Linked DNA regions of Homo sapiens: region 1 is linked to region 2. A link is a contact called in ENCODE POLR2A ChIA-PET data. All regions are on one chromosome and are shown on one strand. The core of a region is the stretch at or near the end of the contact, and the rest is flanking DNA. Distances in the headings are between cores, read along the strand shown. Region 1 holds the start of TNFRSF1B (TNF receptor superfamily member 1B). Region 2 holds the start of MASP2 (MBL associated serine protease 2).

Region 1 (3,742 bases), core at 149-2,648, 1.1 Mb after region 2:
GGAGTCACTTCCCAGTTTCTCACTCAGCACTCAGCACCTAGAAGCACCATCCTTGCAGGCTCCACTGTGGGGCTGGTGGCCGGGAGCAAGGGTCTCTGTACCTCTTCAGGCAGCCTGCAGTGAGGAAACAGGGAACAGAATAGCCTCCTGCCACCCAGCCCACCCCAACCCTTAGAAATGCCCTATGTGCTGGGGGCTAGGACCCCCGTAATCCAGGGCTGGAGGAATGTGCTCTGGCCCCGCAGGGCTGGCCCTGTATTAGGGCTGGCACTCAAAGTGGGGATGGGGGGACAGATTGCAGCTGGAATGGGTGCTCGGTCATGATGTAAATCCTGGGGAAGCCAGCTCTCCTGGGCCTGGTCTCAGCAGCCCCTCAGGGCCCTGCAGCTTCCCTGGTGACATTCTCTCCCAGCCTCTGTTCATCTGCCCCCTGCCTGGGCAGGAGACTTGAGCAGGGAAGTGCAGAGTCTTCTCCCTGTGAGAAGGCTGGATGCGTGTTTAAGGATAAATGAACACGCGAAGAGTAGTAACAACAGCCAAGATTTATAAATGCCTATTGTTATATATGTAGATACTTACTTAAGTATATATAAAGTACAGACTGCATTATGTATATTACATATCTTTAAATTTTTAGAATAGTCCTATGAGGTCAGTTCAGAGATCCAGACCCAGGTGGTCTGGCTCTAGAGTCTAAACAGGCCGAGTGCAGTGGCTCACACCTATAATCCCAGCACCTTGGGAGGCCAGAGGCGGGAAGATCACTTGAGGGTGGGAAGAACACGTGAGCTCAGGAGTTCGAGACCAGCCTGGACAACATGGCGAAACCCCATCTCTATAAAGAAATCAGCCTAGCATGGTGGCCCGAGCCTGTAGTCCCAGCTACTCGGGAGGCTGAGGTGGGAGGATCGCTTGAGCGCAGGAGTTGGAGGCTGCAGTGAGCTATGGGTGAAAGAGTGAGACCTTGTCTCAAAAAAAATTAAAAAATAAGAATTAAATATATTTAAAATAGAGTCTAAATAAGTGAATGATCTAGAATTCTCTTGGTTCCCCTAAAGCAGCTGTCAGCTTTGGGGGATGTTTTTCCAAATTAGTGCCTCACCCTCACGGGACAGGGAAGCCTGTGGGAGCTGGGAGGGCAGGTGGAGGCCGGGCAGGTGGAGGCCGGGCAGGTGGAGATGGTGATTCGAAGAGGAGGGGACGATAGGAGGAGGTTGAGGGGTCACCCGAGTGCTGGGAGTGACGCTGGAGGTATCGGCCCAGCGATGCTGGAGTGGTCGGGTCGGAGGCCCAGCAGCGTCTGGGGAGGGGCGTGGGGGAGGCGTGTCCAAGGCCGGCTGGCCCCGCCCCGCCCCGCCGCCTGGCCTCTGGCCCGCTGGGGCGCGGGCTTTCGCTTTCAGTCGAGGGCTAGCGAGCGCAGCGGAGCCTGGAGAGAAGGCGCTGGGCTGCGAGGGCGCGAGGGCGCGAGGGCAGGGGGCAACCGGACCCCGCCCGCACCCATGGCGCCCGTCGCCGTCTGGGCCGCGCTGGCCGTCGGACTGGAGCTCTGGGCTGCGGCGCACGCCTTGCCCGCCCAGGTGGGTGACTCGCGCGGCCCACGGGGGACAGCCGCCCCGCATGTCCACCCGGCTGGTGCGCAGCCTTCGGGTGCCCGGGCCGCGCTCTCCCGGGGCGCTGTCACGGGCTGGGAGGCTGGGAGTCCCAGTCGCCGCCCCCCATCCGCATCAGACACGCGCGCCTCTGGGGACCCGCTGGGGACTCCGGGCCCGGCACACGTGCGCTCGGGGCACAACTCTGGCCCCCGAAGCCCCTCTTACCCGCGTCGTGACAGGGGCGCACCCTGGTTCCTCCGCGAGCGCAGGCCGGGGCATTTGGGGCTGAGCAGCGGGTCCTGGGCAGACCCCCGCTAGACCCGGGACCCCTCTTCCCTCACCCCGGCGACTGCCGCGACAGCCCTTCCCTCCCACGCGGTGGAGAAGGGGCTGTGCCGGGGCGCTGCCCCACTGCCCACGCCGGGCACCCTCTTCAAAAGACTTCCTTTTCCTCTGGGCGACGGTTTTCCGATTTCTTAGAAATACCAGGGTCCTGTGTCTGAAGAGCAGGACCAGGTGTGTGTCAGGTCCACTGAGGGCACAGCTGGAGGGCGAGCTGCCTGTCTGCTTCCTCCGATGCGTCCGGGGGCTACTGCAGAGTCTGTTTTCTGCGGCCTCTGGGGACAGGGCAAGCGAGGGAGGTCTGGGCTGGTAATCGAGCAAGGCAAATGAAGTCTCCGGGGGCCGCAGGAAAATGGAGACAGCAGAAACCCTAGGGCTCCTATTCAATATGAACGTCACTCCCACAGTAGCAACGGGCGTACAAGGGACTGTGCACCCTTTGCCTGTTTTTGACTGTCTCCTGGTCTGGTAACATAGGATAACCCCATTTTTGTTTTACTGTCTCCATGGTTTGGTAAGATAAGATAAACCATTTTTTAGAGAAGGAAAACTGAGGCTCAGAGAACTTGTATTTCATGGAAGGGTCTGGGGGGAACTCTTCCTCCAAAGGGGGCCTCTCCTGCCTTCGGCCCCTGTGCCCTGAGGCTGCGGGGAAGGTGGGCGTTCATCCTTCCTCAGAGCCGCCCCTGATGGACACATGGCCCATCTGCCCCCATCTGACATCTTGACCGAGGAGGAAGGTGGGAGGTGGCACTGGCTTCTGTGGTGACATAAGGTGACTTGTTGATCTGAGGCCAGAGAGTCCAGTTCTTGTGGGTGGAAGATGGGGGCTGTCAGACTAGAATTGACTCACCGACAGTGGGTGTCAGGAGTGGGTCCTGGAGAACTGCCCCAGAGTAAGTCCTGGGTGGCCTTTGGGTCAGGAGAGTCCCCACTCTAGGGCCGAGTGTGAATGGGGACGACCGTGGTCCCCAGCTTGACTTTGGGGTCATGCCATATACTCTGGCCTCAGAGGGGGTCTTCCTGCCGCTGAGCTTGGGCCTGCCTGGGTGAACTCTGGGGTCATGTGAGCCCCTGGATGGGAGAGGGGTGTCAGGCACAGGGCTCAGCAGGACACCAGGCTGCAGTCCTGGAGTAGCTGGAGGAGGTTCCCTCCCACTTCCTTCCCTTCCTGACCAGCTCCTGCGGCAGCTCATATTCCCTCCTCCCTCATCCCTGCTCCCCACGACCCCACCCGGACTATTGCCGCAGCCTTGTAGCTGGTCTCCCGGCCCTGCCCCCTCTCCCGCTGATCCTTGGCAGAGAGACCCTTCTCAAGCATGAGGCACCTCTCTGTTTGCCTGGGGAGCCTCCTGTGGCTCCCAATGGTTGAGGCAGAAACTCCCCTGGAGATCCCAGGCCAGAGTAAGGTACCTGAACTCTTCCTCGCGCCTCCCTGCACATGTGCTCCCCCGCCTCTGTAGAACTGATGATGGTCATCGTGTGTGTCATTGTGCAAAAAGCATTGTCCGTGCCATCCCCTCTCCAAGGGACACTTCTTACCCCTATCCTTCAAGGCCTTCTGCAAATGCCATTCTCTCCAGGAAAGCCTTTCCGCATTCTCAGTTGGATTTGATCTTCTCTTCGAACTCCCAGGCCCTTTTGTTCCCTTTGAGGACAGATTGCATTCTGCTTTTTAATCTAGCTGTGTTTTATCCCCCTCAGTGGATGGAAGGTGTCTTCAGGGCCAGAACTGTGGGTTCCTCTTCCTTCTCATCAGTAGCATCGCCATAGCTCCTGATTTCTGAACACCCACTAAACACCAGGCA
Region 2 (4,015 bases), core at 1,226-3,725:
CGACCCTCCCACCCCAGAGACACGTGGCAGCAGGTGGGGTGGGGCCAGGTTTATTATTGGGTCCATGGTGGGTGAATGGGAGTTGGGGCACAGCCATCTCAGCCCAACCCGGAGCTGAGGCCAGCAGGCTGGCTCTGGCTTCTGACCTGCTGGGCAGGCCGGAGCTCCAGGGGAGGCTAGAGGCTCTGCTCTGGAAGAGAGATCAGAGAGGCAAGGAGAGACACCGAGAGGGAGAAACCGAGTCGGGGGAGGCAGGGTCAGCGCCAGCAGGTGGGGCTGCCCACGCCCCAGAGCACTGGCCCGTCCCACAGTGCAGGGAACCAGGGAACCAGGTCCCAAGGAACGAGGGCTAGATACCCCCGACTCTCCCGTGGCTACATGAGGGGTTCCCAGAGCCCAGGTGGAACCAGGTACACAGTGGGATGTTAGAATTAGTCTCAGTCGCTAGGGCAGGGTGGCACTGATGAGCCTGGCTGCTGAGAGGGGAAGCAGGGCTGAGAAGGGGAGCTGGAGGCAGCAGGGCCTAGAAGCACCCAGTGTCCAGGGCCCAGGCCCTCCGCACCCCTGGGCAGAGCAGCAATGGCCCTGAGGAGCCCCGGGTATCCCAGGAGAGGGTGCGTTGGGGCCCAGGCAGCCTCCCTCACCTGAGCAGGTGCGCTTGTTACGGTGCAGGACGTAGCCTGCGCGGCAGGAGCAGTAGAAACCGCCCAGGTGGTTGTGGCAGTGGTGGTCGCAGGTGGGCGCCTCTCCCGGGGCCACCTGGCACTCGTCAATGTCTGGGGGAGAGGCAGGGCCAGGCAGGCCGTCAGGAGGGAAAGAGGCGGGATCCAGCCTGGACTCCTCCCAGGAGATCCATGACCTCAGAGTGGACCTCAGAGGAGGCCTCGTCCTGTCTAGGGTGCGGGACTGGTGCCGGGCCAATCACCTTACAGGCCTAGGGTCGCTGCAAGCTCCCAGCAGCGCTGGGAGAAAGATGCAAACATCACCTCTGTTAAACCAGTGGGAGTTTCAGTGTCCGGCCCGAGGTCACCCAGCTAATGAGGGGAGTCAATCAAACCCAGGGGGCGGGGCTACAGCGCTGAACCCTTGCAGCAGCTTCCTAAGGAGCAGAGAAATTGAGCCACTTGCCAGAGGTCACACAGTTGGTCTCTGCAGGGACTGGGATCTGAAATCAAACATCCTGGCAGCGCTCCCGCTGGCAGGGCCCCACTTTGTCAGCTGTAAATGGGGCCCTCGGCCCCTGCGTCGTTTTTGTTTTTTGTTTTTTGAGACGGAGTCTAGCTCTGTCGCCCAGGCTGGAGTGTAGTGGTGCAATCTCTGTTCACTGCAGCCTCCACCTCGCAGGTTCAAGCAATTCTCCTGCCTCAGCCTCCCTAGTAGCTGGGATTCCAGGTGCGCACCACCACGCCCAGCTAATTTTTGTAGTTTTAGTGGAGATAGAGTTTCACCGTGTTGCCCTGGCTGGCCTTGAACTCCTGACCTCAAATGATCAGCCAGCCTCGGCCTCCCAAAGTGCTGGAATTACAGGCGTGAGCTGCTGCGCCCGGCCAGTCCCTGCGTCACTTGAGGCGATGCTGTCCTCAGATCCCTGGCTCAGAGTTGGCACTCAGCCCATGTGAATGGAGGTCACGGCTGTTTTGGTCTTTGCATTGTGGATGATGTCAGGCCAGAGGCCTCTCCCCTGCCCTGGGAAAGGTGGGGAAACTGAAGGCAGGGCTGCCTGGCCTAAGACAGAGTTACCCCCACAGCCAGCTGCGCAGACTGAGATGTTGCAGGACCCCTCTTGGCTCACCCTCGGCTGCATAGAAGGCCTCGAACCCCGTGAACGGCTTCTCGTTGGAGTAGTCGGAGCGGAAGGTAATGTCCAGGCTGGAGCCCAGCGAGTAGAAAGTGTCCTTGCCAGGGGCCCGCTCCGTGTCTGTGCTCTCCTGCCCGCACAGCGTGGCCAGCACCTTGGCCCCCGAGCTCAGCTGTGGGGTCAGGTGTCACAGGGAGTGAAGGCAAGACCCAGGCCTGATCTCCCTCCTGGCCAAGCCTGGCCCCTGCTCCCAGGTGTCCCTGAACCCTGGCTACTCCTTGGGGACCCCCCGACCCTGAGAAACCCCAGCCCTCCCGTCCTGACGGCACCTTGACGAAGTCGTACTCGCAGAGGTGGGAGAGCTCCAGGTCGAAGTGGGTGAAGTAGAGGCGCAGGCGGTAGCCGGGGGGTGCAGTCAGGGTCCAGCGCCGCTCCTGGTCATTGGCATACTCCCCTGGAAAGCCGGGGGATGCCAGGCGCCCGAACACAGGTTCAGGCCACTTCGGGCCCAAGGGGGTGGCCACCGAGCCACACAGAAGGCCCAGGAGGGTCAGCAGCCTATGGGCAGGGCAGGGGCGGTGAGGGCCCAGGCCTGTGCTCCCACCCCACACCCTGCAGGGAGGCTGTGGGCGCCCACCTACCTCATGGTGTGCCCGTCCAGCTGGCCTGGCCTGGTCTGCAGCCCTACGCTGGTCTCACCTTTGATCTGTTTGTCCAGTGACCTGCCCCTGCCCCCAGCCTCCCTGACTCTGGGATTCTGGGAATCGACTCCATGACTCCAGCCTGCTCAGAGTTCCAGGCAGGCAGGACAGGCTGCTCTGGGAGCCAGGAGTCGGACCTAGGTAACAACAGCCTGGAAACAAATCCTGGCTCTGCCCCTCACCCCTCCCTTTTTTTTGGATCTTGTTCTGTTGCCCCGGCTTCAGTGCAGTGCTGCAATCATAGCTCACTGCAGCCTCTACTTCCTGTGTTCAAGCAATCCTCCCACCTCAGCCTCCCAAGTAGCTGGGATTACAGGCGAGCACCACCACACCTGGCTAATTTTTTATTTTTGGTAGGGATGGGGTTTCTCCATGTTGGTCAGGCTGGTCTTGAACTCCTGCCCTCAGGTGATCCACCTGCCTTAGCCTCCCAAAGTGCTGGGATTACAGGTGTGAGCCACCGTGCCCAGCCTCAGGCTGGCTAATTTCTTAAACCCTGTCAGAAGGACCTGGTGCCACCAATTCCCGATTCCCTTGCAGGCTTAGAAGTCGCTTTTGGCTGGGCTCGGTGGCTTATACCTGTAATCCCAGCACTTTGGGAGGCCAAGGTGGGTGGATCACGAGGTTGGGAGTTTGAGACCAGCCTGACCAACATGGTGAAATCCCATCTCTACTAAAAATACAAAAATCATCCAGGTGTGGCAGCGCGCACTTATAATCCCAGCTACTCGGGAGGCTGAGGCAGGAGAATTGCTTGAGCCTGGGAGGCGGAGGTTGCAGTGATCCGAGATCGCACCACTGCACTCCAGCCTGGACGACAGAGTGAGACTCCACCTCAAAAAAAAAAAAAAAAAAAAAGAAGTTGCTTTCCAGGCAGTTATTTCACACCTGTTTATCTGTTCTTCCAGCTTCCAGAACTTTGAGGCTGCTGCTTCCTCTTCCACACTCTGTCCTCATGGATTCATGTCTTGTCTTTTTTTTTTTTTTATCCCCTTTATATTTGTTTTTGTTTTTTGTAGAGATGGGGGTCTCCCTGTGTTGCCCAGGCTGGTCTTGAACTCCTGAGCCAAAGCGATGCACCTGCCTCAGCCTCGCAAAGTGCTGGGATTACAGGTGTGAGCCACCAAACCTCTGCCTCCGGGGTTCGAGCAATTCTCCTGCCTCAGCCTCCCGAGTAGCTGGGATTACAGGCATGCGCCACCACGTCCGGCTAGTTTTGTATTTTTAGTAGAGACGGAGTTTCTCCATGTTGGTCAGGCTGGTCTCGAACTCCCAACCACAGGTGATCCACCCGCCTCAGCCTCCCAAAGTGCTGGGATTACAGGCGTGAGCCACCATGCCTGGCCTATTTTCTTTTAGAGACCGGGACTCTGGCTGGGTGTAGTGACTCCTGCCCATAATCCCAGGAGGCTGGGAGGCTGAGGCAGGTGGGTCGCCTGAGACCGGGAGTTCAAGACCAGCTTGGGCAACATAGCAAGACCTTGTCTCTAAAAAAAAAAAAAATTTTTTTAAATTA

Evidence for each region. ChIA-PET counts read pairs that join two places held with the same protein, here RNA polymerase II (POLR2A).
Region 1: POLR2A ChIA-PET joins it to region 2 with 11 read pairs in GM10248. The contact joins the promoter of TNFRSF1B here to the promoter of MASP2 in region 2. POLR2A ChIA-PET finds 5 or more read pairs at or near these places in 2 of 52 experiments (BJ and GM10248).

What each region holds. Positions count from the first base shown.
Region 1 is chr1:12,165,593-12,169,334 of GRCh38, forward strand. It overlaps TNFRSF1B (TNF receptor superfamily member 1B), which reads left to right and starts at 1,399. Exons shown (of 10, transcript NM_001066.3): 1 at 1,399-1,577. The coding sequence starts at 1,500. MIR7846 (microRNA 7846) reads left to right here and starts at 1,351; the gene lies at 1,351-1,446. RefSeq lists silencers at 1,235-1,544, 1,555-1,784 and an enhancer at 1,825-2,466.
Region 2 is chr1:11,044,764-11,048,778 of GRCh38, forward strand. It overlaps MASP2 (MBL associated serine protease 2), which reads right to left and starts at 2,476. Exons shown (of 11, transcript NM_006610.4): 1 at 2,440-2,476; 2 at 2,128-2,356; 3 at 1,793-1,970; 4 at 645-776. The coding sequence starts at 2,444. RefSeq lists an enhancer at 981-1,813.